Linked DNA regions of Homo sapiens: region 1 is linked to region 2. A link is an interaction called in ENCODE POLR2A ChIA-PET data of the cell type or tissue named here. Cell type or tissue: MCF 10A. All regions are shown on one strand. Links, peaks and the distances in the headings refer to the core of each region. The heading gives the core; the rest is flanking DNA. Region 1 has its middle 18 kb from the start of ACTL7B. Region 2 overlaps CTNNAL1 (catenin alpha like 1).

What was found. Peaks named below come from ENCODE experiments on the same cell type or tissue, not always from the same donor. Only the 100,000 strongest peaks of a DNase experiment are listed, where the experiment ranks them.
Region 1: POLR2A ChIA-PET joins it to region 2 with 5 read pairs; 3 of 35 experiments call an interaction of 5 or more read pairs at or near these places.

What each region holds. Positions count from the first base shown.
Region 1 is chr9:108,836,711-108,839,631 of GRCh38, forward strand. No RefSeq gene overlaps it. Among named protein-coding and RNA genes, the nearest start is that of ACTL7B, 18 kb to the right of the region's middle. In MCF 10A, for the core only: no CTCF peak of the experiment used is centred there; DNase peaks (open chromatin) are centred at 231, 1,031 and 1,501.
Region 2 is chr9:108,987,416-108,990,336 of GRCh38, forward strand. All of the region lies in intron 4 of CTNNAL1 (catenin alpha like 1), which reads right to left. All of the region lies in intron 1 of LOC105376216 (a long non-coding RNA gene), which reads left to right. Among named protein-coding and RNA genes, the nearest start is that of CTNNAL1, 25 kb to the right of the region's middle. In MCF 10A, for the core only: no CTCF peak of the experiment used is centred there; no DNase peak of the experiment used is centred there.

The DNA.
Region 1 (2,921 bases), core at 224-2,723, 150 kb before region 2:
TAACCTCCACATAAAAGACGACTGGTTAAAAAAGAAAGGAAAAGCTGGGGCCCAAAGAGGGATCCCTGGGAGCTCGGACCAGGGCCAGAGCTCTTCTCAGAGCACAAATCTGGCTGTTTTCTAAAAAGACAGTTTTGATACGTGGAGCCTTTTTCCACAATATTGTAAGAGATGCTGGCTTGGCTGTGACTGGAGGTGACTCACACCTGCTCTTTGTAGAGAGCATAACACTGTTCCTGCAAAAGGAAAGCTCATGCCAGGTCACTGGTACCCGCAGACAAGTCTGTTCCTCTTTAAGAGATTCTTAAAGGATTAAAGAGCACGCAGTGCAAAGGCTTTGGATGTGCTGAGTTGCACGTAGCTGAACTAGAGGCTTCAATAATGTGGACAGAGTGCAAGACCAGAAATTGGAAAATGTTACAGTGGTCTCAGCTCCTCCATTTGTCAGCTATGTGTCCTTGGTCAAGCCACTTCCCAACCATGGGCTTCTGTTTTCTCAATTAAAAAATGTTGACTAAATTGGGTTTATTACTAATCTTTGCGCTTCTACAGATTATTTCTGAAACTCTTATCATGTTCCAATTTCTGCTTGTCCACTGTGATATAATAAAAAATAAATAAACCTCTGGCCTTTGTCCCTGGCTCCTGGTGTACAGCTCCTAAACCCTTAGAATCTTTGGGGTGATGAGAGTTTCTTTTGTATGCTAATGAAAGACTGCTGGTGGGGTCCCCTAGGTAGCTTCAGGATGGGGGCTGGTTGCCAGAAAGACCAAGGATGATCGGAGGTTTGGAAATTCCAGCCTCCCTCTCTACCCTCAGACCTCGAGGGAGAGGAAAGGAGCTAGAGATTGAGCTAATCACCAACAACCATTGATTTAATCAATCATGCTTAAGTGACAAGGCATCCATAAAAACCCTGAAGTGATGGGGTTTGGAGAGCTGGAGGTGGTGACCACACAGAGGCGCTGGAAGGGTGGTACACTCCAATAGGGCACAGAAGCTCCACACCCCTTCCCTATACCTCGCCCTGTGTTCTACCTCTCTCCCATTTGGCTGTTCTTGAGTCATATCCTGTATAATAAGCCAGTAATAGTAAAGCACCTTCCTGATTTTATGAGTCATTATAGCAAATTATCAAACCTGAAGAAGGGGTCACAGGAACCCCCAATTTATAAGCGGTTGGTCAGAAGTGCAGGTGGAAACCTGGGACCTGTAACTACCCTCTGAAGTTGGGTGAGGAGAGCGCAATCACCTGGTGACCACTGAAGAGGCCCCAGAGACAAAAACTCCTCAACTGAGGAATTTAGAAGGAAACGAAGACCACCTGGTGACTATCAGGCAGGCCATCCAGAGGCAAAACTCCGTATCTGGGGAAATGAGAAGTAATTAGACTTCCCTATTATCTAAAGCAGGCACTGGTACCAGGTCTTTCCCCGCCAAAATTTATAAGTAACTAGAATTCCTATACATCTCCGGAATGCTATGCCGAAACTCATTGTGCAACCCTTGCTGACATCAGGGCACAAAAATGTCTACATATGTAAGCATTTATCATGACCTATGTGGCTAACATGGTCCAAATTATCCTTAAGCTCCCACTTTAAGGTCCATAAATGCTCCTAAGGAAAAAATCCACTGTGGCACGCTCAGTCCTCTCACTGAGGCACCAAGTTGCACTCATCTTTTTATGAATTTTATTATTATTTATTTTTGAGATGGAGTCTTGCTCTGTGGCCTAGGCTAGAGTGCAGTGGCACGATCTCAGCTCACTGCAACCTCTGCCTCCTGGGTTCAAGCAATTCTCGTGCCTCAGCCTCCCAAGTTGCTGAGAATTACAGGCGCCCACCACCACACCCAGCTAATTTTTATATTTTTAATAGAGTCGGGGTTTCGCCACACTGGCCAGACTGGTCTCAAACTCCTGACCTCATGTGATCCACCCACCCTGGCCTCCCAAAGTGCTGGGATTACAGGTGTGAGCCACCATGACTGGCCTCCATTGCAGTCTTCTGCGGAGTTTTTTCTAACAGACTTTACTTTTCAAACCTATACTATTGTCAGTAATTCTTCTTACCAACCCACAAGTCCACCACTTCTCAATGCCGGGGCTCTGACGCCTCGCCCAGCATGGGTGACAGTTTTATAGGACTGAGCCCTTCACCTGTGGGGTCTGTGCCAACTCTAAGTACTTAATGTTTGGATTGAATTGAATTGCAGGACACCCAGTTGACGTCTAAAGAGTTGTTAAATTAGTTGGTGTGAAAAATTAAGGGAAATCCCACACATTTGGTGTCAGACATGTTGTGATTAAAAAACGTTCATGTCCATGGCCTCTTCTTATCTCTTTTCAGAACAGTACAGCAGTAACTATACGGAATAGACAGTTTTTCCCTTCTCTCCTCACTGTTTCTCCTGTGTCCATTACCAAATGTGGAAAATCCAAGGACTCCCAAGTGACTCTCCCTTTGTACTTCCTGGGGACCAGGATCCTGGGCTAGTACTTTGGGCCAGGCTCAGCAGGTGTCTAAGGGATTTTAACACAGCGTTGACAAATGGTTCCCACAATCCAAGTTTATGGAGAGACTGAAGTAGACATCAGGCACTGACAGAAATGAAAACTGTGTACAACTGATCATTAGGGATATGAAAATCAAAACCATAATGAGATTCCATCTCACACCAGTGAAAACAACTATTACTAAAAAGTCAAAAAATACAGATGCTGGTGAGGTTGTAAGAAAAGAGAACACTTATACACTGTTAATGGGAGTATAAATTAGTTCAACCATTGTGAAAAGTAGTATGGCAATTCCTCAAAGAGCTAAAAGCAGAACTACCATTTGGCCTAACAATCCCATTACTGGGTATACACCTAGAGAAATATAAATCATTCTACCATAAAGATACATGCACGTGAATGT
Region 2 (2,921 bases), core at 290-2,789:
GTTTTGGTTACTGTAGCCTTGTAGTATAGTTTGAAGTCAGGTATTGTGATGCCTCCAGCTTTGTTCTTTTGGCTTAGGATTGACTTGGCAATGCGGGCTCTTTTTTGGTTCCATATGAACTTTAAAGTAGTTTTTTCCAATTCTGTGAAGAAAGTCATTGGTAGCTTGATGGGGATGGCATTGAATCTATAAATTACCTTGGGCAGTATGGCCATTTTCAAGATATTGATTCTTCCTACCCATGAGCATGGAATGTTCTTCCATTTGTTTGTATCCTCTTTTATTTCATTGAGCAGTGGTTTGTAGTTCTCCTTGAAGAGGTCCTTCACGTCCCTTGTAGTTGGATTCCTAAGTATTTTATTCTCTTTGAAGCAATTGTGAATGGGAGTTCACTCATGATTTGGCTCTCTGTTTGTCTGTTATTGGTGTATAAGAATGCTTGTGATTTTTGCACATTGATTTTGTATCCTGAGGCTTTGCTGAAGTTGCTTATCAGCTTAAGGAGATTTTGGGCTGAGACAGTGGGGTTTTCTAGATATACAATCATGTCATCTGCAAACAGGGACAATTTGACTTCCTCTTTTCCTAATTGAACACCCTTTATTTCCTTCTCCTGCCTAATTGCCCTGGCCAGAACTTCCAACACTATGTTGAATAGGAGTCACCACTGCCACTTTCTTTTCCTTTTGAGACAGTCTCCCTCCCTTGCCCAGGCTGGAGCGCAGTGGCGTGATCTCAGCTCACTGCAGCCTCTGCTTCCCAGGTTCAAGTAATTCTTGTGCCTCAGCCTCCTGAGTAGCTGGGATTACAGGCACATGCCACCACACTCAGCTAATTTCTGTATTTTTAGAAGAGATGGGGTTTCATCATGTTGGCCAGGCTGGTCTCAAACTCCTGACCTCAGGTGATCCACCCACCTCAGCCTCCCAAAGTGCTGGGATTACAGGCATGAGCCACCATGCCCAGCCTCACCACTGCCACTTTCTACCACCTTGGTCCAGGTCACCATCATCTCTCAATAGATTACTGTAATAGCCTCTTGAGTGGTCTCCCTGCCTCTGCCCTTGTCTCCATGCAAACTATTCTCAACATGGCAGCTAGAGTGATACTGTTAAAATGTAAGTCAGAAAACGTCATTCTCCTACTCAAAACCTCCAATGGCTCCCCATTTTACTTAAAGCCAAAGTCCTTACACAGTTTGGCCTGCCCACTACCTCTCTGATTTCATCTTATTACCCTTCCCGTTTGCTCACTTTGATCCATCCATTGGCCTTCGTGTTCTTTGAACACACCATGCATGTTTCTGTTTTATTGTCTATCTCCTCCCACCCCTACTAAAACATAAGCTCCATGAGTGCAGAGGTTTTTGTCACTTTTATTTACTGTTGAATCCTCAACACCTAGTGTAGTATTTGGTTAACAGTAAGCAGCTGATGAATATTTGCTGAGAAAACTGAGAATGCACCTGACCTATAGCTCTTTGCAGGATATTTTGACTATTCTAAAGGAGAAAGCATTTGAACCCTGGATGCATATTCCAAAAAAGTGACCCAGGAGTAGCACTTATCAAACACAGATGATAAAAAGGCTGCCAGTAAGTTTCAGGGGTCCCACATTTAATGAGCTAAATTGCTAAAAATAGATACCACTTCAGCCAGAAGTTTTTAAATGTTGGATCACAATATTACAAGAATTGAGAAAAATAAAATGTTCTCCATGCCAAATTTCTAACTACAAATCAAAATGATGGTGAAAGTTTTTCAGTTATGTCCAGAAGCTGAAGAGGATCCTGTAGGAAGTGTAACTGAAGGATGGTAGCTTTAGAACCTATGACTCATGCCACGCTTGCTCAAGTGATCAAGAAAATGCTAGATTATAAGCTACTATTATTATAAAAATACTCAGGCTAATAATTATCATTGGGGAGAATGAGGAGAAGAAGGAAGATTAAGAGAAAGAGAAGGAAAAGAAAGAAAATTTGTTTTATAAAGAACAATAATGGCAGACAGAAAATGAAACAATAAAGTACCTGCCTATAGAAACACCATTGGTATTACAAACCAATGCCATTATTTAGCCTGCCACTTGCCAGACCAATACCCATTTTTCAACTCCAGCTGCAATTGGGAAAGTTCATATCAAAAACTGAGAGACTAGCCTATGGGACTACACCCAGAACCATCCCAAGAAATGGTCAATTATTATATATATTTAACCTGCCAACAAGACAGACTCCTACACAAATACCCCAACAAGGAAAAGTCAATCCTAGACATAATATGATCTTCCATCTCCCAAAACTGAGGAGCTTACTGTCTGAATTGGGGAACAGACCCATAAGGAACTAATATTGGCTGGGCACGGTGATTCACGCCTGTAATCCCAGCACTTTGGGAGGCTGAGGCGGGCGGATCACCTGAGATTAGGAGTTCGAGACCAGCCTGGCCAACATGGTGAAACCCTGTCTCTACTAAAAATACAAAAAGTTAGCTGGGCGTGGTGGTGCATGCCTGTAGTCCCAGCTACTCGGGAGGCTGAGGCATGAGAATCACTTGAACCCAGGAGGTGGAGGTTGCAGTGAGCCGTGATCACGACACTGCACTCCAGCCTGGGTGACAGAGAGAGACTCCATCTCAGAAAAAATAAAATAAAATAAAATAAAAAACAAATATCATGTTGTAGTTTGAGAACTACAGACTTTAGAATCAGATATAACTGAGTTCGATCTGCTAGCACAGTGACCTTGGGAAAGTTTATCCTTGTCTCAGGTTCAGTTTCCCTATATGTAAAACAGTAGTTAACAATACCTACCTCATAGGGATGTTTTGAAAATTAAATGAGATCATGTATATTAAGTACCTAACACATAGGCAGTGCAAATAAATAATGGCTTGGGTTATTACTATTAATCTAATACGGTA